Regions from separate parts of the Mus musculus genome. Here regions 1 and 3 are each linked to region 2. The links are chromatin loops, found by intact Hi-C in ENCODE. Cell type or tissue: heart. All regions are shown on one strand.

Region 1 (8,000 bases), 270 kb before region 2:
CTCCTGGAAGCTTCTAGCTTTTGTACAATCTAACCCAGGCCTAAAATGTTTTCAGCCTCCAAGAGACTTACTGCTGAATAGGCTCACCCTTTCTAGTTCCTCCTGATCTCTGGCTGGCTGGTTCAACTCAGAATTTCTGGCTCAAACTCCTCTCCAAGCTGACTGATTCAATCTGGCTTCTCTCAGCTTCTCACTGGATTGCTCTACTTGGCTTCAAACTAACGGCTGGCAACTTGTTCTAATCTTCTGGCTCCTTCTTATTCTCTGGTTTCAATCTCCTCTGCTGACCTGCGTGAACTCCTGAATGAACTCTATTCCAGTGCACTGCACACTTACTGCACTGTCTCCCAACTGACTGACTTGACTCCACTGCACTGATCTCAAAATGACTGAACAGAACTGATCAAAACTCAATGCCACTGCCTGCACTCAACTGCACTAGTTCCCGACTCCTTAACTCTGAATTGCACCGAACTGACTGATTTGAACTCAACTGACTGACTGAACTCAGATCTGCATGTTTCTGTCTCCTGAGTGTTGGGATTAAAGACATGTATCACCCCACCTGGACCTAAGCTTTTCTTTACCTGAAAAGTGTACTGTATCAGGCTAGTCTTGAACTCAGAGATCTGCTTGTCTCTGTCTCCTGGGACTAAAGGTATATCTGTATGCCAGTTAAATCACACAGATCTAAAAGCTCTTTAGGTCTGATCCCTTGCGAGAGCAGGCATGCTGCTGGATTAAAGTTCCTCCACACAAGACCCTGAACTGGCAGGGGTCCTCTTGCTTCAGTCTCTTAAGAGCTGGACTTACAATTGTGAGTCACTAAGCCTAGCCTGATCATAAGTAAATATGAGGAAAAAAAAAACTGCTGGGCGGGGCATGGTGGCGCATGCCTTTAATCCCAGCACTCGGGAGGGAGGCAGAGGCAGGTGGATTTCTGAGTTCGAGGCCAGCCTGGTCTACAGAGTGAGTTCCAGGACAGCCAGGGCTACACAGAGAAACCCTGTCTCGAAAAACAAACAAAAAAAAAGTTTGCTGTAACTTTTGGGACTCAGTTACTACTTCTTCTTGAATATAAAAGCACACATGGAATGTTTATTCCCAGAGGATGAGAATTTACCTCTGGTTTTCTCATCACAGCCTTGCCAGTGTGCAGAAATCAAGCCTCAGGAACCACCCCTCTGTACTCAACTTTGCCTCCCCACTGCCTTCCTTTCATTTCATGGTCATCTCACTTGCAGCTCAGCATCAACCAGAAATCACGGCAATCCTGCCCCAGGTAGAATTGTGCATATGAACCACCACATCTGTCTTTGTTTTTTCTATCTTATATATATTAAAAAAAAAAAACACCTATAATTTGTATGTGTGCATATTCATGCCACAGTATGTATGCTGAAAAAGAATGCCCATGTGCCCCCCTTTAGTCCCCAGTCACCCCCGCAGTGCTTCTTATGGTTTTGCCTATTTGCTGATCACTTGTAAATGGAGTTATAAGTTATTTGCTCTTTTGTGTCATGTTCGTTTCATCAGCCTTTTTTTCCATGTTCATTGATATGACAGCTCAACAGTTCATCTCTTTTCAGTGGTGTGCATGCATGTATGTGTAGACCCATGCTACGGCATAGACCAAAAGAGAATGTGGGTGTTCTGCTGTGTCACTTTCTGCTTGAGTCAGGATCTTTTATTGAACTGGGGGCATTTTTTCACCTAGACGGGATGGCAGTCAAGCGTTAGTGACTGTCTTGACTCTTCCCCTATTATGTGCCATTCCACTGTTGGGGCTACTGACCTGGGCAGCTGTGCCGTTTTACCTGGATGTTTGGATCTGAACTCAGGTCCTCATGTTTGTGCAGCAAGTGTTCTTGCCCACTGAGCAATCTCCTTAGCCCTCCATTTCCTGGTTTGTTTTGAGACTTAAGTATCCCTGGCTGACCTGGAACTCATTATATAGACCAGGCTGGCCTTGAACTGAGTTGCACCTGCCTCTGTTCACCAAGTGCTGTGTGTAAAGGTTTGTGCCACCACACCTGGTTCTTCATTCCTTTTTAAAGGCCAAATAATAGTCCATCTGCATTTCATTTATTCATCTGTCACTCAGACTTGACCTACTGATTGTCGGGAATAGTTTTGCTATGATTGTGAGTATACTTATATCCATTTAAGCCTCTGCCTCCAGTTCTTTTGGGCACATAGTCAGAAATGAAATTGTTGGACCATACAGCAATTCTATGTTTAACTTTCCGAGGCGCTGCCAGGCCATTTCCCACTGTGGCGGCACCATTTACTTCCCCATCAGCCCTCACAAAGGCTCCCATTTCTCCATTTTCTCTTTTGTTGATGACAGCCATCCCAATGGACAAGAAGTGGTATCTTACTGTGGTCCTCATTTGTATTTCCCTGCTGACTGGGGCTGAGCATTGAGTGAGTCTGTCTGCTCAGTGGCTGTTTGTACATCATCCTCAGAGAAGCATCTATTGGAGTCTGGTTACGTTTTTGAATTTTAAAGATTTTCATTTGAGTGTGTGTGTATGTGTGCACTTGGGGGTGAAGGGGGAACACTTGGAGATCAGAAGAGGGTATCAGACCCCTTAGAGCCGGAGTTAAGGTGGGTGTGGTTACTGGGAACTGAAATCAGTGCCTCTGGAAGAGCCGCCAATGCTCTTAACTGCTTAGCCATCTTTCCAGCCCTGGGTTTTTATTTCTGGTCTTGTTGTTTATGTTTGACATCTTTTGAGAAATGGCTAGAGTCACATGTTGATGGTAGCTAGAGTTAGTTTCTTAAACATGTTAGTACACTTGTTTTTATCTTGTGGGGTTGGCATGCATTGCATGGTACATGTATGGAGCTGAGAAGACAGCCTGAGGAAGTCAGTTTGCTCTTTCTGGGTTCTCAAGCTTGGGACCAAGGGCTTTACCCACTGAGCAATCTTGCCAGCCCCAAAGTATTAGCAGTGCAACCTTATCTGGGTGATTGCCAGATTCCCCTGACTTCAGGAGCAAGAGATGAGCCAAGAACCACATATATACCAGTCAAGTGTTCTACCCGCTGTGCTACGCCCCCCCCCCCCCCCCCCAGCCTGGACTCCATATTTTAAAATGCAGGTGGTCAGGCTGAAGTTAGAAATGATTTTTAGTTCTGAGTTCATAAGAAAGGGGGTAGTGTTTTCTTATTGTGATATCTGGTACATGTGCAGGGGTCTGAGACAACTTAGTCTACTCTTTTCTTCCATCTTTCCCTAGCCTTTGAGGATTGAACTCAGCTCCTCTGGCTAGGTAGCAACTTTGCAGGCTGAGGCATCCTGCAGGGCCCACGGTAGTATTTTTCTAAAGTGGAATTCAAAATCAGACTGCAGGAAAGCTGAAGAAGTAACAGGAAAGACAGAAAGCCAGCTGACTGTGGCTTCTTGGTGAGAATAGAGGACCACGAAGGGCAGAGATCTGAGAAACATAAAAATTCAGGAATTACCATAGTTAGGGAGGGCCAGGAAGCTGGCATTGGTGATACAGAAGCCCGGGTATGGACAAGATCGGTTTGCAAGCAATTCCCGGGCCCTGTGACCTTGGAATGAAGCTGCTGGGGAGAGGCAAACTCTTAAGAGGAAGAATCTATGAGAACACAAAGCCCTGGAAGATAGAGACAACTGGGTCAGAGGCGGGTGCACACCTGTGATTCGTTCACAGAACATTCAAGGGCAGCCCCAGGCCTATTGGGGGATGTGATGTGTTGGAGAGGGACCGTTCCCGTCTTGCCATTCAGAATAGTTTGACTATAAAACATAGAAACCTTAACAGTGCCAGTCTCACGGCCGTCATCTGGTGAGCAGTTTAGCAAACAGGCCGAGATAGAGCCCGAGAAAGGCTGCGCTCTCCAGAACGCACAGCGATGGGTTCAGGGGCTCGGAGGCCTCCAGAGCAGAGGCCCACCTCTTCTATAAATGCCTCTGGTCGCGAAGGGCGGGAGGAAGCCACCCATACCACACTCTACGTGGCTCTCTGAATGGCGGTCCCTGTGGTCTTCAAAGTTGTGACCTTGGACACCCCCTCTCAATCCAGTCGCTAGCCCAACATCTCAATCCAGTCGCTAGCACCCTAAAGATTTTTTAAAAAAAAACAATTGCATCCAAGGGCTCTGTTCAGCGCCACAGGGGTCCTTAGAAGACGCGCGCTTAAAGTCTGGTAATCCTGGGTCCCTGAGTACAGGGAAACGGCTCCCTTCCGGGGACAGCGCTCCAGTGTCGCGGGTCATGGCCAAGGAACCCAGCCCAGATGCTAACTAGTCTCGCGCTGCCGCTGTGTCCCATCGTCGTTAAGAGTCCTGATTCTAGTCGTAATGCTCCTAGACACTTGTGGACTCGTGATCACGAAAAGGCACCGCACGCACGACCCCCGGGCCCGCAAGGCCTCTAGAGAGCCTGGTGACCTGACCGAGGCAAGGCTTTCAAAATAGCCCCAGCGACATCCAGACAACAGAAAGACATTTCTAAATGTGTAAAAACAGTTGGCTTCTCGTAGCGAACACATCGTGGCAAGTTCCAGCACATAGACCAGTCTCCGCGCGCCCCGCAGCCAGCGCTACCTCCCTGGCTCGCTCTCCCGGATCTGGGATCTGGGAGCGCAAGTGCCCCCTGTGGCCGGCCCGCGCCTGACCTCACGAGCCTGGGACGGCACCCGTGGCCTGCGCGGGGCCCTGGAGGAAGTTGGAGCCTCGGGGCCGAGTAGAGTGCAGGTCGGCTGAGCGGGCGTGGTGGGGGCCTTATCGAGCCGGGGCTACCCCGGGGACCGTGCCGAGGCCCGCTAGAGCTCGCGTCTCCCCACGTGGCGTGCCCCACGTGGAAGGGGAGGAGAAGGAAGGAGGGTGAAGTCACCCCACCGGCTGCGGGACCCCTGCGCGTCCCCAGAGTCTCAAGGGAGGCGCGGGGCTGGGCCGGGGAGTGTCTGCCTTGCCCGGCCCCCTCGGCTGCCCGCAGCGCCAGTATGCACTTTCGTGTAGCTGCTAATCCCCGGAGAGAGCCGATTTGTAGTGAGAAGTATCTGTAGGGGCGAGACCGGACCATGTGGGGTTGTGTCATTGGTTTGCAAAGAGAGACCCCGCCTTTGAAGAAAAAAAAAAAAAAAGAAAAAGAAAACGAGTGTGCGAGGGGACCCTCACCTCGCCTCCCGCCTCGCTCCTGCGCAGCCGGAGGGCACCGGAGCAGCGGCCCGCGCCGCTTCCGTCCTTCCCTTTCCTTTTTCTCTGCGCTTTCCTCCTCCTTCCCGGGAGGAGAAAACAAATAAAGAAGAGCAAATAGCCGGGAGGCGCTCGGCTTCCAGGACCTTCCCTCCCCGGATCCAAGTTACAGCCAGCATCCTCTCGGGGGGTGAGAGAGGCGCGGGCCAGGGACCCCCAACGCAGCCCCCGCCAGGCCGCGGGGCTGGCAAGAAGGCGCGCGGCCAGGACGAGGGGGGGGGGGACTGGATCGGGAGCCGGTGGGCGGGGGAAGGGGGTGGGGTGGGTGGGGAAGTAGGAAGAGGCTCGGCGGCGACGGGAGGAGGAGGAAGGGAAGGAAGGGAGGGAAGGGAAGGCAAAGGAAGGGAGGGGAGGGCGGGAGGGGGTGGGGCGCGGAGCTGGAGAGATTAAGTTTTTGTGTGTGTGTCTCTGTGTGCGTGTGTCATTTTAAGGTGGCTCGGGAGCGGCCCAGAGGAGCCAGCTGCGGCCGGAGGAGCAAGAGACCGAGCTGGGAGCCATGCCGCGCTGAGAGGGGGGGCCGCACCACCAGCGCCACCACCACCACCGCCGCCGCCGCCGGGTGGGGTGGGAGGGGCGGGAGCCACCGCTACCGCCGCCGCCTCCCGGGTGGGCGCCCTTCTCCTTGGACGCCGGCGACCCAGGACGAGGTAAGGGCGGGGGTACCCGGGGAGGGCTGGGGCTGTCGCCGCCCCCGCCTCACCTGCGGCCGCTGGCTGGGGCGCCGTGCCCGCGCCTCACTGCGCCACTCCGGGAGAAGGAGGAGGGCGAAGGACACCGGGCCGGCATCCGAGGACATCTTTGGTCAGCGCCCCCAGCCCTGTGTCCACACACTACGCCCGGAGGTGGACCTCTGCCGGGGGGTTCTCGTCCTCCGCCCCTCGCCACCGATTGCGCTTGCTGGCCGCCCTTTGCTCCAGGATTTTTGTTGTTGTGATGAGAGTTGATGAATGCGAAGTAGGCGGTCACCTTCCTTCCCATCAGGATTGGGGAAAAAAAAAAAAAAAGGAAAGAAAAACCCGGCGCGCAGCGGCGTCCGGAGGGCAGCGGCGGCGGCGTCTGGCGACGGTTTCCTAGGCGCCCCGGGCTTGCTCCTGGAGCCCGGTGGGTGCGCGCGCGGGGGCCGCTGGCGATCTCGGACGAGCGCGCTGCGCGCCGCGGGGACAATACGGCCAGATCCCTGGGGATCAGGAGTCCGAGCATGACGGGGTGCGGCAGGCCTTGCGCCTGGGAGGCGGGCGGGCAGGGGGGAGTAGACACCGGGGTCGGCGGGGACAAGTCGGGGCGCGCGTGGCTCGGGGCCCCTGGGGGCGCGGCCCCTATCGGCCCGGGATCCCGCGCGGTTCTCCCAGAGTGTAAGTGAGAGGCCGGGAAAGACGCGAAGCGAATCCCTTTTGTTTTGCCGGCCCGGCATTGTTGGCTCCTTGGGGCAGCCGGGGCCACATCTGCCGCCGCCGCCGCCAGTGGCGCGCGGGGCTCGGCCCGCCAAAGTCGCGGCGGGGCGGGGGGCCGGGGCGGGCTGCAAGGGCGGGGGCGGGCGGCGCGGGCATTTCCTCTGCCCAGCCGCGCTCCCGCGGGCACCACTTCCTCCTCGCCCTCCGCCCGCTGTCCTCGGCGTCCTCGCCGGGACCGCACTTTTCGGGTGGGGCGAAGCAAAAAAGAAAGTTTCGTAAAAGGGGCTGGCTGGGAGCGCCGTGGGCACCGGGGATCTAGCGTGGCGCGGGGACGGTCCGGCCGCCGCAGTCGCCTCCTTGCGCCTGGGGTGTTTCGCGGAGCCGGATCGACCGGCGGGAAGAGCCTTTCTTCTCCGGCTCGCGCCCTTCCCTCTGCCTTGGGCGACTGAGGCCGGGCAGCGCGGGAGTGCCGGTGCGCCCAGGCCTTGCTTTTGCGGGAGGCCCCGCGGCGTGGCCGGTCGCCTGCAGCCCACGCTGCGCCCAGGGGCTAGGAGGCCGCGGGCCCGAGAGCTCGGCGCGGTCACCGCGGGCAAACCCTCGCGCGCACACACTCCCTCCGGTGGCTTGCTTAACGCCGGCGACTATAGTCGCCGACACGGAGAGTGCGTGTGCGCGCGTGTGTGTGGTACCCTTGCCCAGCCCCCACCCCCTACTTTTCTTAGATGCGGCCCAAGCAGCGGTTGGCTTTAGGGGACTCAGGTTTGGGATTTTGTAGGGGACCGCAGGGAATATCTTATGAAATCTCTGCGTGCTTGGAGGCTGCTGGCAATGGCCTACGTCGCCACGCCAGGCTCCCAACCTCGGGCAAATAGACCTTCCTGGATATTTGCCCTATTTTCTTTAAAAAAAAAAAAAACAACAAAAAAAAAACTAGGGAACTTTTGAGAGTCCTTAGATGCGAGTGGTAATAGAACTCTATGCATTGGAAAGTTGAAGTCCAAAGGCCTTTATTTGCAGTTTTTTGGGACATGTATATTTTTATCTGAGATGGGTGATTTTTTTGAGGGAACATTGTATTGGGGTAGAGGGATTACAAAAGTAGTTCTGCTTTCTAACTTTGACGGGATGCATCAACGGTGGGATCTCTTTTTGAAGGAGATACGGCCTTCTCTCCTCGTGCTGAGTTCAAAGACAGTTTTAAAATTACCTCGCGTTCGGCTCCTGGGGCTGCCGTTTGCCTCTAGATAGATTCTCAAAGAACTAGTTCCCATCTACTTAGGACAATTCTGGTTTGAAGCATTTTTTTTTTTAAATAAATCTTTCATATCTTTAGTAATGGGACTTTAAAAGGATCTTGTTTTTATAATTACTTCATC
Region 2 (8,000 bases):
GTGAAACATGGAGATAGATCCAGACATGGTTTTGGTTGTTAGGACTATATCCTTTTAATTATTAAAAAAAATAAGAAAGGGTCATTCCTTAGGGTTTGTAGACAGTGTTCTGCATTCAGTAGGCTTGCTATCATAGGCTGACACAGAAATTTTCCAGGTTGCAAAATAAACTGCTTCATTTTCTCTACTCTGAGTTACCAGTACTCTTTTTTTTTTTTTCCCCCGAGACAGGATTTCTCTGTGTAGCCTTGGCTGTCCTGGAACTCACTTTGTAGACCAGGCTGGCCTCGAACTCAGAAATCCGCCTGCCTCTGCCTCCCAAGTGCTGGGATTAAAGGTGGGCGCCACCACTCCCGGCTCAGTACTCTTATTATGAAGTGAGAATCATTGTTTCTGACACAATCAAGAGGGTCTCCCACAATTGTGCCCATAGGTTTTCACCATATGGGTTGTGACCCCAAATGTCAAATATTGTGCATGTCAGATAACAGTAAGAAAATTACAGCCCACCAAGCCAATCTGATATAGACAGTTTCTCAACTGGGGGTCTCTTCCCAGATAATTGTAGGATGTGTCAAGTTGACAAAGCTCACCAAGACAAACTCTTACCACCATCTAGCATTGTCTGTACTTTTAATTCTATTTCCCTGTTTATTATTTTTTCTCTGCTAGCCTATTCTAAAATTCATGAAGGATTCATGTTTTAGTTGCTTGCAGTTGCAATTTTTTTTTTGTCCTATGGAATTAATGCCAGGCATGGAGATACTGCCTATTTTGTAACTGTTGAGTAAATGTTGTGTGGGAAAATGTAGAGTTCAAAGGAAGATGGTTTTATTCTATCAGCAGGTTGCTATAGAGATATGAAGATATGCTGGGTTGGTGGTGTGTGCCTTTAATCTTAGTATTTGAGAGGCAGAGGCAGGCACCACTAGCCTAGTACAAAGTTTGTTCCCTGGACCCCGCATGGTGAAAGAAAGGAACTAACTCTTGAGGGTTGTCCTCTGATCTCTATACTCACAATGAAGGTGTGTGTGTATGTGTGTGTGTGTGTGTGTGTGTGTGTGTGTGTGTGTGTGTATGTGTGTGATGCTTCCATACACAACAAGCATGTAATCATATCTTTAAAAGAGAGGGTCTTACCAGGCAATGGTGGCCCATGCCTTTAATCCCAGCACTCGGGAAGCAGAGGCAAACAGATCACTCATTTTGAGGCCAGCCTGGTCTACAGAGTGAGTTCCAGGGCAGCCAGTGCTACACAGAGAAACCCTGTCTTGAAACCAAAAGAAAAACAAAACAAAACAAAACAAAAGGGCCCAAAGGCATGGGGGCGAGCATAACAGTAGCAAAATTATAGTTATGAAGTGCTAAGGAAAGAGTTTTGTGTTTGAGGTCACCACAACCCGGGGAATTGTACTACAGGGTTGCAGCAATAGGAAGGCTAAGAACAGTTGTGCTAGGGGGCCTTTACCTGGTATACTTAAAACCTGAAATACTTCAGAGTTTGGAGTGATTTGGAGTTTAAATTTTTGGGTTGCTGATTTGGCCAGTTGTTTTTTTGTCAACTCAACACAAACCTGGACTTAGCTGGGGAAAAGGAATCACAACTGAGAAACTGCCTTCACCAGATTGGCCTCTGAATATGATTGTGGGACATTTTCTTGATTTCTAGCTGAAGTGTGAGGGTTCAACTCACTCTGGGCAGTGCCATCCTTGGGCACGTGGGTTGGGGCTATTTAACCTCTAGCCCCAACTCCAATTTTTGCTTCTAGCTGCCTGAATTTCCCTTTATACCTTAAATTCAATGAAACAAAACTCAGCCCCCTCCCCATGCCTCCAGACACCCATCCTTCTCTCTCTCTCTCTCTCTCTCTCTCTCTCTCTCTCTGTGTGTGTGTGTGTGTGTATCTGTGTGTCTGTGTGTGTGTGTGTGTGTGTGTGTCTCATTTTTTTGAGACAAAGTTTCTCTGTGTAGTCCTGGCTGCCCTGAAACTCACTCTGTAGAGCTAGGATTAAAGGCATGGGCTACCACCATCTAGACAGACTCTTTCTTTAAAAATTTTATTATATGCTTATTGTGTATTGTAACTACTACTGCTGCTGCTGCTGCTGCTGCTACTATAGGAGCAAGGCGTGGGGAGCAATGCAGTGAGTGTTCCTCTGTGGACTCTGCTTGAGTTCCTGCCTTGTTTTTCCTCAGTGATGAGCTGTACAATCTGTATGCCAAATAGACCCTATTCTCGATGAGATGCTTTTGGTCAGTATTTTATCACAGCACAAGGAAAGCCAACTAAAGCAAAGATGCCCAACCTGTAGTAAAGATAAGAGCTGACATTTTCTGAACCCTGACTATATGCCATGCCCTTTCTAAGCTCTCTAAACATACAGTATGCTCACTTGCAGTTCCTGACATCTCTTTGAAGCGGCATCTTTTTAAGCCCCATTTTATAGTTGCAGAACCAGAACTTAGATTTACTGACTATTTCTCATGTGTCAGACAGGTTGTATTTGGCTGGACTAATCTCATATGTATTCTCAGAGTGTCTTGTGTGACAGGTGCCACTATTATGCTTGTTATAATAGAGGCTTCACAAACTGACCTGGGGAAATTCAAGAACTTGCCCACAGTGATGCTTTAAAACATGGCGTGCGGGGCGGGGGGGGGGGGTGTTCTAACTCAAGAAACAACTGCCCAGTGTCCCCTTTCAAAAGCTCACATCAAAGCAAAAGGAAGAGATGGGGGCAGAGAAGGGAGCTTGTTCTAGAAGTGTGTTCTCTGGTCCTGAGTGTTGCATGGTCAGAAAAGGGAAAGCTCTGCCCTATGACCACGGAATGTCAAATGGGAAGTGCTTAAGGATTCTGGGAAGCATGGTTCCAGAGGAGCTACCAGTGGGCACTGTGCACAGAGAAAACAACAAAACAAATCAAAACAGAACCGACGCTGGCAACCTCAAGTTCTACAAGTCTGCCTGTGGCCTCACACAAGTGGTGCTCAGTGGGAGGGGCTGTGTCCCTCCTATAGTTCTGCTTCTCTCTGGTGCTAGGCAGCTTACCCAGTGGAACCTCTCTCCCAGCCAAGAATCCCGTTTCCCTGGGTGATCAGAGGTGGTGCCCCACAGTCCTCAGCACTAAGCAGCCAGAATAATCCTTCCTGGAGCCAGAGAAGAAACTTGGTATAAACCATGTTGGGTCCCCCCACCTCCCCCAGGGCTCCATACCGACAACTGTTTATAGCTTTCATCACACACAGCAAAAACATCTTAACTGTTGGCAAGACATGAGGCTGAAGATGGGCTTATCTTTCATGGATGCTTCTTAATTAAAACCTAAAACTTTTAAAGACCCAGTCTGTCACACTCAGGCTTTCTTTCTGTAGCATCTAGAGTCTAGAAAAGATCAAAACAGCTACTTGCCCAGGGCAGCACTAATTGGCTGTGGTATCCGGTGGTTTTAGTGCTCTGTAATAAGGTTACTTACGCTCTTTCTTGAGTTCTTTAATCACTATGTACATGGATTTCCATCTGCCCTTTACTTTATTCTTTACTGCCAGAAGATCTTGGAACACCATGTATAGGAGCAGACGAACTGCTCAAACTGGGAGGGCAACATGTGTTGCCGTTTGCCTCAAGGGACTTGTTACTGGGCTTCTGTCTTCGAAGTCAACAGAAACGTAGTCCTGGAAACAAGTTCTTGTTGGAAGGCAGCTTGCTAGGGGCCTCTGAGATCCTTGCCTTAGACATTGAACCATGTTTATCTGAGTATTTCATGGCTAGTACAGACAAGATCTGACACCTAAGATCTTTTGCATTGTATTGCAGAACTACTGGCTGTAGTCAGACCATTAGGCATAAGATATCTCAGGTTCAATCAGACTTGAAGAACAAGTATCTTTTTATTTTGAGCAAACTAGAGTGAACAAACTAAAGCATGTAGAGGTTGAGATTTGGACAGGCTCAGATGACTAGCTGGGGACAGAGCAAGAACCTCTGAGGCCCCCTAGTATTTGTACTCATTTTATCATAATTCCATGGCTGGTGGTGGTACCCTGGGTGGCCCAAAGGCATTCAATTCCTTGGCCATTAGCTCTTAAAAGGTCAGCCGGTTTTATCAGTTCATTTTTCATAATTCTAGCCACAAATGAAATTAGTCTTTTGGTCGGGAAGGCAGCAATGCAATGAGGCCGGCCGCCCTATCCACTTTCCAGATAGGTCTTGAAAGAGTGAGATGACAAGCATTTGGGCTGAAGGCTGTGCGTTTCAGACGGTTTTTGTGGTTTCCGGCAGCTTGTTTTCCAAAGTGCAGTATTTTGAACGATGACTTACAGACAGCAGTCCCCAGATTTGGTCACTTTGAGAGCTAGAGAGTAAGGGGTAAATGTAATGTTGGCTGGAAGGCTATCTTGGCTTCTCTAGCCAGCATTGCACACTTAGCGGCCTCTAAGCAGCCTCGGTTCTTTGCTGTGCTTGGCCTCCCAAGGTCTGGTCTGGAGCATTAGAGAGACAGCCTCCTATTGCCTAGAGAGGCCAGGTCCGCGCCTCCCCTCTGCCCAAATCGCGTCTCTATGGCGGCTTCGAGCGCAGAGCGACATGAACGCGGATGCTGAGGGCCACAGCGGTGCTGTGGTCCCCGCGCAATCTCCAGAGGGCAGTTCCGCGGCGGATGACTTCGTCCCGTCCGCGCTGGGGACACGAGAGCAGTGAGTGTGGCGGGGAGGGTGAGCGGGCGTCTGAGGCCCGGAAGGAGATGGCGCCCTCTCCTGAATGGGGCCTGAGGGAGGAGGGCGGAGGCGACCTGTGGTGGCTTAAGGGGCGAGATCGCAAGCACTCCCCAAGCACTTCAAGGGATGCAAGCCCACCCGAGGCCCTTGGGGAGTCCGTGTAGGGGTCTGGAATCTGGCTGAGGGAAAGGGGGGAGAGAGTTGGGCAACATTATACAAAGGCCCGAGAGAGGTCCCCACAGAGCTGTGAGATCCCGGAGCAGGAGGTAGTCGAAATGGAAGATGCTCTAAACTGGGAGCTAGGGAGATAGATGGTAGGGGTTCTGGGGAAAGAAAGATGAATCTCAGAAATTAATGGATAAGCATATAGAGGAGTGCGGGGAGGGGGTTTAGGCATTAAGATGAGAGGGAATTTTAGAGGAGGGAGCAGGGATTTTAGAGATGAAATAGGAAGAGAAAGCGGATGATAATGGGAAGGGTTGCAGTTTTGAGGATTAAGAAAAGATTTAATGGGCGAACTAGAATACAGGGAGAGGCAGAGACTGTTGTAGCACTTAATTTTAAGTTCATTTTATCTTGGCTGCGTTCACTGTGAGCAAACAGTTGACCTACTGATTAGAAAATCCTGGATCTGCATATAGAAGACCAACTTTGGAGTAACAAACTCAGTTTGTGCAGTTCACTTTTGGACTTGCGACTGAGACTTAGAGATCCTTGGACAATTGCCCCTTTTTATTTAAGATAAAATGTGTATAGGAGTGTTCATCCGATGGGTATAAGTACTTGTACGATTCATCCTGCTTATCCATAATTTTTATTCTTTTAACCCAAGGAATTTTTTTAAATGCACTATATGCATTTATTGATAACACTAATAATGTTTAAGGCTGTTGTAAGGAGCCATGAACTTCAATGGAAATATTTGTTTAATTCACAAAAGACAGTTTAATTTGAGATTCTTGCTTCACATTTCATTGTTTATATAGTTGGGATGCTGTTTATGAGAGAGAACTGAGAACATTCCAAGAATATGGGGATACAGGAGAAATCTGGTAAGTTAAGCTGAGGAATTGTTTGTGTGGGTGTGAGAGCATGAACATGTGGACTTAAAACAACAAAGCAGCCTTGAGCTCTTCAGAAGCTCGGGGCTGAATCTGGCTTCTGTGACAGCTTTAAAATCAATTTCTCTCTCTCTCTCTCCTTGTTCTCATTTTTTATTTTTTATTTTTTTTTTTTTTGAGACAAGGTTTTTCTGATAGCCTGGGCTGTCCTGGAACTCACTTGCAGACCAGGCTAGTCCCATACTCAGAGATCCACCTGCCTCTGGCTTTACTGACAGCTTTTAAATGCGTCTTTTCTGTTTTAATGGCCCAGACTTACATTGCTCATAGCGCTAGAAAGTTGCTTTCGTTCCATAGTTGTCATTTTCTTTTTTTTTTAGAAAGTAAGAACCAGCATTTGCTGATGTCCAAAAAGGCAGAGTTATTAGGGCACCATGTTTAAGGATTAATGTTGCTGTAGATAGAATATGTGTGTTTATAGATATAGTATACTTCTATGTTACCTGTGGGTATATACATAAATATGTATAATATCCACATATCCTGGGTGTTCCATTTTTAGAGGTGCAGCATCCTAAGTAACGATAAAGATAAAGTGCTACTGTCATTTTTCAGGACCGGCGTTAAGTGAGCGCTATGGTATAAACAGCTTAACGTGTAGTTGTAACTTTTGCTGTCTCTCTGCTCTTTGTATTCTGTTCTAACAGGTTTGGGGAAGAGAGTATGAACCGACTAATACGGTGGATGCAGAAACACAAGATCCCATTGGATGCCTCAGTGCTTGATATTGGAACTGGAAATGGTGTTTTCCTGGTTGAACTTGTTGGTACTTTTAGTATTCATATGTTTGAGCCAATTTCTTTTTATGTTTTTTTGTTTGTTTGTTTTTTGTTTTAAGATGTATTTATTTATTTTATGTAAGTACACTGTAGCTGTCTTCAGACACTCCAGAAGAGGGCATCAGATCTTGTTAGGGATGGTTGTGAGCCATCACGTGGTTGCTGGGATTTGAACTCAGGACCTTCAGGAGAACAGTCAATGCTCTTAACTGCTGAGCCATCTCTCCAGCCCTTGAGCCAACTTCTAAGATGGATGTTTAAAGAAGTGTTGCAGTTAAGAGATTACCATCTAACTGTGAAACAGAAATCAGTTGGAACACTGACTTTGAGTGTTCACCTGGGAGAAAAGGGCGACCGACTGCTTGGATTGTGGAAAGCACTCGATACATGGTGGTGTCAGACGTAATCCTGAAAGATGAACTCCCACATGTCTAGTGAATGCTGGAGTCCTAGGAGCATAAAATCTCAAAGGTCATAGTCTTGAAAGAGTAAAATCTTGAATGTTGAAATTCTGGAAACCAGAATTCTGAAAACCTCAATCGCTGTATTCCAAAGCAAAGGGTGTATAGGCCCTAGAAAGCTGAATCATGTGGAGGGGGTGAGACCATTTATAGTCCTATGTAGGGTAGTTGTGTCACGTTAGGTGTGGTGAATACCAAAAATCCTGATTGCGCATTATTTAGGATATTTATGTGATGCTTCCAGAGGAGATTAATGTCTGAGTCTGGTTGGAGTAAGGGAAGGGCTGTCTCAGTATAAGTGTACACTATCCAGTAGGTTGAGGCCTGTCAAGGACAACCAGAGCAGATAAGTTGGTCTTTCTGAAAGTTAGAACACTTTTCTTTTGCTGTTGTATGTTTTGAAACTCTTGGCCTTGGGACCCGAGGGCTTACACCAGTGGTCTTACATCTTTGGGCTTTGAGCCACAGACTGAGCGTTAATTAGCTTCACTGCTGCCTAGGCATTTGGGCTTGAACTAAGTCAGGCTACTGACATTCCCTGGCAGACAGCCGGTGAGACTTCTCAGTCACAATAATTGTGTGAACCACTTCCTCTAATAAACCCCTTTCAAATCTATATCTCTTACTGGTTTTTGTCTCTAGATACTTTTACTACGAATAATTTGGTTTTGGGGAAGCAGCATAATTCCTTCTTACTGTATTCCTTAGAATACAATGAAAGAAATCTGAAAAATTGTTCCCTTGCAAGCAGGTTTTGCAATATCTTAATTTTGAATATTTGTTTGTGTATATGTATTAGGTTTGGTAGCCAAGTGCCTTTACCTGCTGAACTATCATACTGTCCCCAAGGCTTTGATAATTTAATTATATAGAGCTACTTAATGGTTTAAATGTTTTAAAGCTTGGGTCAGTGAGACAGCTCAGT
Region 3 (8,000 bases), 78 kb before region 2:
ACCCACACAGTGTCTGACAAGCTTCTTCACCTCCAGTCCCAGAGCATATGACACTCTCTTATGGCTTCCAAGGGTACTACATGCATGTGGTAAACAGTCAAACATGCAGACAAAACACCCATACACACAAAATATTTTGAAGGGAAAAATATTTTGACAAACTATAAAAGGGTGAGTTTTCACAGAAGGCAGAGACATTATCAGGAGAATTTACTGCCAAGAAACTTACTCATACTTACAACAGAAACACACACACCTATTTTCCAAATGCCTAAGTATCCACATCCCCACTACATAACTACATGTATTATCTTTGGTATATAAGAATACTGTAGGCCAGTTTTATGTTTTCTTCCAACAGGTAGCAACAAAATCATACTCCCCTGCCTCATCTGCCTTTTGATCAATTGTACAATCCATCAGCATCTGAGGTTAGAAATCCAAATAGGCTACAGATTATTCCTCCTTCCTACGATGATAAATGTCATTTGCAATGACATTTACAAATACAAAATAGCTACCTTTCATGTCACTAGTACCAAATCCAAAGTCAAGTAACTATCTTAGACTCAGTGAAAAAAAACCAGAGATTTTCATTTGAATAATACAGCACAACCAATGGAAAAATGTCAATATTTTGTATTAGTAAAAAACAGTACTAACAAATGTAAACAAACTGACCAAGTATTTTTATGGTATGACCATAGTTTCAAATATTTTCTCTCATAAATCATCAAAAATCTCAGAAACTCCAATAGTAGAAAACATACAAATTGTATATCCTGAAATACCTCTGTAGCCAGAAATACTTTGTCAAACTATATTTTCAGAGCCAACTATACTGTCTCCATAGATACAAACTCATTTCTCAGAGCCTTAAAAAAATTTCAACACCAAATCTCGGAGCCTTAAAAATATAGTTGGAAAACAGAAGTCATAGAAAGAAATCTAAACTACCATAGACTAACAACAACAATAACAACAAAGGGTGGAAAGTCTCATACAGAGGAGCAAACAGGTTCCTCCAGGGTAAGTTCTCAAAGGGGTTCTTAGGAGATAGCACTTAACTTGATGTACAGTAAGAAAGGGTAAAATAAATAAAGGCCGAGAGGAGGGACTTCACAGAAACAAAAATTTAGCTGGACTGAGCTTCACTTAGGAAAGAAGAAAGAAGATTAAAGAAGAGAGAGAGAGAGAGAGAGAGAGAGAGAGAGAGACCAAACTACTGAGAAATTTAAACACCAAAAGGAGTTTGAATTTTTTTTTCATTTTTATAGGTTTATTTATTGTGGTAAGAAGTGAATGTGTTGGGTACTTTGTTTTTTGGTTCTGTGGGGGGTTTTTGTTTGTTTTTATTTTCATTTTGTTTTGTTTTGTTTTAATCAAGTTTTCTCTGTGTAGCCCTGGCTGTCCTGGAACTCACTCTGTAAACCACAATGGCCTTGAACTCAGAGATCCTTCTGAGTGCTGAGAATAATGGTATGCACCACCACTGCGCCTCAGAGGTGCTAGTGTATTTAAATACAGAAAATATACCCAAGGTATAATGAGGACATGAAAATTCCAAATAAACCACCACAAACTGGAAGAAAAAAATGTTCAAACAAGAAGGTATTTCTAGGGAAGAGGGGAAAGCCATAAGCAATGCTCAAATAAAACCAAACCAAGTTATATAAAAAGTTAGCATCCTACTTTTGCAACTACATTTAAGTTTTAACTGATTTTATAAAAGCAATATAAATAAAACTACATGTAATGGCTCTCACTGAATCAATTACACATAAATCAATTTACCTCAAACAATGTACATCTGAATTAATGTTCATACTCAGACTTACTTTAATTGTTTGTTTGTTTATGGTTGGGGGGGGGAAGGTTTTCTCAGTGTAACCCTGTCATGGAACTCACTATGTAGACCAGTATGGCCTAGAACTCAAGAGACCCACCTGCCTCTGCTACCTGAGTGCTAGGGTTAAAAGCATTCACCATTCACCACCTTGCCTGGTTTAATCCTCAGACCTTAAAAGTGATATGCCACAATCCGTATTAGTACATAGTTATGGATCAAGGCCATTAGTTTGAAATATATTACCATGAGTTGTAAGTTCTTCATACAACCTCAAGAGTAAATAAATGGATGCCCCAAGGCTCAACGGCACTAACAAAAGGTTGTTAAAACAGCAACCAGAAAAAACCTCCCATGGCGTTCAAATAACATCCTCCCCCCAAAAAAGTAAAACGTCTCATTACTGCCCTACCTTTTAACCTCTCACAACCCCCCCCCAATGAAAAAGTTACAAAAATTTAATGAGACTATTTTAAGAGCCTCCAAATCAAGAGAGTGGCTTCCAAATATACTTTCGAAATACCTCATTTAATTAAAATAATATTTAACAGGATCCAGCTTTACTTTTCCCAAGCATAGTTCAGTGGACTTTCTAATGGCCTCTGTCACAAAGATCCTCGGGTCTCCCCTGTTTTCTCTATATAAGCCAAGTCACCCATTTTTGATCAACAGAGGTACCATGCATGTAGCAAAAGTTGGTAGGGAGTCGACTGAAAGAGACTGCGGGGTACAGGAGCCACTCATTATATAACACTTCCAAGTATTTGTACATCACGTTTATTAACACCATCACAGGTCAACTATACAGAGACCAAACATTGCAAGCAGTGGAAAGAACTTATAAAAATTGACTTAGTGGGTAACCGAAAGGGGAAATCGAGGGGTTGAGATACAAAATTCTAAGCAAGGTGGTTTCAAAACCAGCGTCTCCAAGATAATGGGCGGGTTCAAACTTCTTGCTTAACGTAAACTGCCTCTCCCCGGCGCTAACAGCAAGTATTACAGCTCTTTTGTCTGTGCAATGACCAGCCAAATTAGAGCAGAAAACCAAAACAAAACAAGAAAACCCACAAGGTAGGTGCACAGAGCGATCGTTACCGGGAGCGGAGTTCCAGCTGCCCATGGCCACCAGACATCAACTTTCACCCTGATTTGCTTTAGGCAACCGGAGGCCAACGTATGAGGGGAGAGAAAGTGGACAAGGGACCAAAACACAAGTTTGGGGACCAGCACCAACTTAGAGCGACAAATCCGGGTGTTTATGGCCTACTAAGAGGTGGGAATAAGACCCACACACTCGGACTCGGGAGGGATCCCAGTTGCCGGAATGAGGCGGGCAGAAGGGCAGCGCCAGCCGCTGACGAAGGCGGCCAACTGAGGTCGGTAAACAAGCCGGGCGGCCACTCTCCCTCATCCTCCGGGTTGTCCCCGCGCTGGGAAGCCCAAGATGGACGCGCGGCCGCGGACAACCCCGGGCCTGCGATGCGCTATCCCGCAACGCTGCCGCCCGGAGGCTCGGCAGCCTGCTCCCCGCGACGCCCCGTCAGGCCGCGGTCGACCCGCGAGGGGCCTGCGGCGCGGCGCCCCCAACCCAGGCCCGGTTACCTGGCGGCCGCGGATCCTCCTCCTCCCCGTCTGACGCGCGGCGCCCGGCGGCCGCGGCGGCGGCGGCGACTCCCGCACGGCCAGCGGCGACGAGCCGAGCCCGGCCCCTCTCCGCCTCCCTCGGCGCCGCCGCCCACCCCGCTGCTGCCGCCTCCGCCCTCCCGCCTCAGTCAGGACATGTTCTCCGCGGGCCCGCGCGCGGCTCCCAGCGGCCCGAGGGGCGGAGAGGCTGCGCGGAGGCGGGGGCCGAGGCTCGGGGACAGGGGCGGAGCGGTCTGGGGACAGCCTCGGGCGCAGAGGACTCCGAATGGCGGCGGTCAGGACCCTAGAGCTAAATAAACCCCGCGGCGGCCGCACAACGTCAGGAACTGGACCTCGCTGCTCACCGTCCTGTGATTGGTCCCGAGGCCTCAGGAGGCGCAGCCAATAGGCGACCGCCTCTTTCCCGGCGCAGGAGCGGGCCGCGGCCGTGACGTCAGCAGCGTGCGTCCTGATTGTGAGGCTACGGCGCGCGCGGTCCCGCGACGCGTCCTCCCGGGTGAGTGTCTTCAAGTCTAAGTGCAGGATGCACTTGGGAGGTGGGAGCCTTCTTCCCCTGGCCGCCGGCCGCTCTTTGCTGCAGAGTCGCCAGCGCTTTGAATCAAGCGTGAGTCACGCATCTGTTTGCTAACTGGGAGACCGCTTGGCCGTTCCTTCGGCGGTTTAAAACAGTTTTTAAAATTTCAATAATTTGACCCAGGCTGTCATTCTGGGGCTCAGGCTGGCCTGGAACTCTTAAACGATATTCCTGCCTCAGCCTCCCCAAGAGCGCTGAGATTACAAGCCTTGCTTACTTGGCATTTTATTTTGTTTTCAGACGAGGTTCTCTTGTAGCCCGATTTATTTCTAACCCCTCTAAATAGCTGAGACTGATCCCGAACTCTTAAACCTCCGGAGTGCTGGACTTACGCCACCACTACTCTTAGCTTCACCTAGCCCTACTTCAAACTTTTTCAAAATGTAAACTGCTTTAAAAGTAATGTGTTAAAGGCCGTAGAAATAGTTCACTGGGTAAAGTTGCCAAGCCTGACAGCCTGAGTTCCATCCCCAGTACCTACAGAGTGGAAGAAGACGACTAACTCCCACAGTTGTTCTCTGGGCTACACACAAAATAAATAAATGTAATTTTTAAAAAGATAGTAATATGGGGGGTCTGGAGAAACGGCCAGCGTGTAAGAGCACTTACTTCGGAGAAGCAAAGTTCTGCTCCCAGCAGCCACTTCAGTGGAAGACAGTCACCTGTAACTCCAGCTCCAGGGGGTTCAGTGCCCTCTTGTGGCCTCTACCAACACCCACACTCACTTGCACAAACACATAATTAAAAATAAAAATAATTAATTAGTATCTTGAAGGAACATTAACAGCAATCTGGGAGGGCATTTAGTAATTGTTTGGATACCTCAGATCCAAAAGGATGACCGTGTTACTTGAAGTTTGATGTTTCCCAAACTTGAGTGGGAATTCACTTTGTGAAGCTGTCTTTGGTGTCTTGAGTTATTTGCATAAAATGGTATAAGACAGCTGTACCATGGCCATCAAAAGAACAGTACTTTGTATAACTTCCCCTCACCAACATCTTTCACAACCAGTGGGGTGCTTCCTCTCCATAGCCATTGCTATGGAGTAGAGGCCTTCAGCAACCCCCACCTGGTCTGAGAACTTATCCATAAATTAAGTTTAAATGGAAACAACAACACAAAACAACACGTTCTCAAGGATATAATTAATTCATTTGTAGGTAGGATCCCACGCTATTATATAAAAACAGTAGTTCAGTTGACCCTTTGGAAACACTTTGTTTAAGCACTTCCTCTTCCTGAATCAAAGCTTTACAGCATGCTGCCTCCAAATAAACACCAATCACACGGTAAGATGTCCAAGTTGTAGTTTATTTTAGTCAGAAAAGGGATAGGACTCAGAGGAAGCTTTTAAATTTGATTTAATAAATGTCTTGTAAAAAAAAAATCTGCACCAAGAAATAAACACAAAGATAAGGAAGACCATCTTAGTGGTAAAAATGATAGCACGGAAAGAGGCTAAGTCAAAATAACCACAATGACAAAATGGGATTGCTAAGTAAATTAAAGTGAAAATCAACTTATAATTGAAAAGGAGAACAAAGGAAAAAAAAAACTGCATTGAAGACAAAAAGACTCTTGAGAGGCATCTAGTAGTTCTCAGACCTGAGGTGATGGATCAGTATATAAAGTGCTTTGAGTTCAGTCCCCTGAATCCATGTAAGAAAGCCAGGTTCATGCTTATAATGACAGTGCCAAAGGAGAAGACAGGAGAACCCCTGAGCTCCATAGCCAGCCAGTTAAGTCTAGCTCCAGACAAGTGAGAGATCCTGCCTTAAAACACAAAAGTGGATGTTCCTGAAGGATGATACATACCCAAGGTATCATTTGCCCTTTTGTCCCCAGGCCTGTATACACACATAGGAACATATACAAAAAGAAAGAAAAGAATGTATTAGTTTTCAACAATGGCAACACATTAGAGTCACTAGTATGGCTTTTTAAACATGGGCTCCACCTAAGAGGAGAATCTGAGCATAGATAAGTCTTAAACACCCTTCAGCTACTCTGAAGTGCAGCCGGGTTTGAAAACTACTGATGGAGTCCTACCCCCAAAGTCTGCACATGGGGACACCGATACCTAGAAATATTAAGTGATTTTAACATGCTAACTAATAGAACAACTGACTTGGTCATAGTTAAGAAACTAATTTAGAGGCCTGAGAGTTCTCCCTGGTGGTAAACATGCCACAAACATGATGACCTAAGTTTGGTTCCTGAGAGTCACATGGTGGAAGAAAAAAACCAAATCCAGTGGGCTGCTCACTTCCAGGCACACACATTTAAAGAATGAAGTACTTGAAGGCACCAACTGTAAGTTTTTAGTATGTTTCTTAGAACCACCATGGTCATGTATAGGGGCAGTTATCATATGTTCTACCTTTTCTGTTAGGTGTTTCCTGAGCTACCTGTGGAAAATACAATCCCATCATGTTTTCCGGTTTGCCATTTTAGGGCTTCTGTTTAGTTCTATAATAGTGGAAAGCAAGGATTGGAGAAGTGGCTCCAGGAGGACTGGACTCCAGTTCCCAGCACCCATGTTAGGCAGCTCCAGAGGATCCTATGCCTTCTGGATTCCAGGAGTACCTGCACTCATGCACATGCCCACACACATATACACATACTTAGAAATTGTGTGTGTGTGTGTGTGTGTGTGTGTGTGTGTGTGTGGAGGGAGAGAGACTGAGATTCTGACTCTCTGGGTATCACTGACTGACCTAGAATTTGCTATTTAGGCCAGGCTGACCTCTTAACTCACAGGAGGCTGCCTGCCTTTGCCTCCCAGGTGCTAGGATTAAAGGCATGCACCACCATGCCCAACTTAAAATATATATTTTTAATAGTCACAAAAAGGGTTTTGCATGATAAGGTGCCATATGAGAACTACCTTCCTGGAATGTCTGTGATACATAGCTATAGAAATGGGGACAGAAAACAATTGAGAGACACAGAGCTAAAACCTAGATATCCAGCAGGAGTGGGAAGGAGGGGCAGAAGTGGAATGCAGTGAGTGATGAGACTCACTAGAGGAAGCCTTTGTTTAGAACCTTTCCATTTATGGTTTGCCAGTACCTGAATCTGGGGCAACAAAAAGAATCAAAAGTCAGAGTACTGCATGACTGTGCTATGAAGACCATTGGAACTCCTGGACAGAACTAGATAAGGTGAGGTCAGTTGTGTACAGATCCAGGATTTAGAAGAGTGCAGCAGGGCCTTGTTAAGAGCAAGGAACTAGGCTGACCCTGGACATGAACAGCAGAGGTGTCGGTCTATAGAGTAGTTACTGTGGAATTTCCAGAAAACTCCCAACAGAAAAAGAAAGGTGGACATTGCAAAATGTGCAACATTCTTAAAGGTGCAGGTGTAGTGAGCCTCAAGTACATTATTCCCAAATAGTATTGGAGTATGCAGATTTTGAAACTCAGAACAAAGAAAAGGTCAGTGTATTTGACAAACAGCTTCACTGACCTTATAGAGAACAGTTCTCAGTAGGATGATGGGGACGGATGCCAAGTTTCAAAAGCTGAAACCGTGCATGGGTTTTGAAGCAGTGATTACAGACTACCAGTCCAGGCGCTTTGACCAGGAGAGGAAGGCAGGAAATAGAGGAACAGCCACAGTGAAGGATGAGGCCTGGGAAAGGTTTTGTTTTCAGTATATCTGAGCACTTTTGCAAACAAAGGAGAGAAGGTGGAGGGAAGTCAAATTCAGAGCAGTCTTTTGTTGCATGTTGGCACCTATAACAAAGGACACTGCTTTTTGGGAAACTAGTACTTTCCTGTGGCCTTCCTGGATGCCAGCCACAAACTGCATGGAAAACAAAATCTCCTGTGAGCAGACAAAATCTACTTGTGAAGCATCAGACATAATGTAGCTCATCTGGGGCTGGAGGCGTGGCTCAGTGGGCAGTAAAAGCACTGGCCACACAAAGC

What was found. A loop is a pair of places that touch in the nucleus more often than their neighbours do. Peaks named below come from ENCODE experiments on the same cell type or tissue, not always from the same donor. Only the 100,000 strongest peaks of a DNase experiment are listed, where the experiment ranks them.
Region 1: it touches region 2 in a loop (2.4-fold over the local background); 3 of 42 quality-filtered maps call a loop at or near these places.
Region 3: it touches region 2 in a loop (3-fold over the local background); 3 of 42 quality-filtered maps call a loop at or near these places.

Annotation. Positions count from the first base shown.
Region 1 is chr7:133,121,021-133,129,020 of GRCm38, reverse strand. Gm35364 reads right to left here and starts at 5,466. Exons shown (of 2, transcript XM_006508433.3): 1 at 5,156-5,466; 2 at 978-5,037. The coding sequence starts at 5,352. The coding sequence ends at 4,410. It overlaps 4930483O08Rik (RIKEN cDNA 4930483O08 gene), which reads right to left and starts at 770. Exons shown (of 3, transcript NR_046279.1): 1 at 588-770. It also overlaps a transcript of Ctbp2 not described here. In heart, CTCF peaks have their summits at 4,626, 5,967 and 7,206; DNase peaks (open chromatin) are centred at 4,800, 5,580, 5,790, 6,480 and 1 weaker place; H3K4me3 peaks cover 4,654 bases; H3K27ac peaks cover 4,771 bases.
Region 2 is chr7:132,849,192-132,857,191 of GRCm38, reverse strand. Eef1akmt2 (EEF1A lysine methyltransferase 2) reads left to right here and starts at 4,545. Exons shown (of 6, transcript NM_028095.1): 1 at 4,545-4,693; 2 at 5,701-5,766; 3 at 6,483-6,597. The coding sequence starts at 4,584. In heart, a CTCF peak has its summit at 4,757 (motif pointing left); a DNase peak (open chromatin) is centred at 4,631; H3K4me3 peaks cover 1,601 bases; H3K27ac peaks cover 1,496 bases.
Region 3 is chr7:132,926,997-132,934,996 of GRCm38, reverse strand. It overlaps Zranb1 (zinc finger, RAN-binding domain containing 1), which reads right to left and starts at 3,821. Exons shown (of 10, transcript NM_207302.3): 1 at 3,452-3,821. It overlaps 1500002F19Rik (a long non-coding RNA gene), which reads left to right and starts at 987. Exons shown (of 2, transcript XR_003946678.1): 1 at 987-3,989. In heart, CTCF peaks have their summits at 71 and 4,769 (motif pointing left); DNase peaks (open chromatin) are centred at 3,226 and 3,846; H3K4me3 peaks cover 3,031 bases; H3K27ac peaks cover 2,111 bases.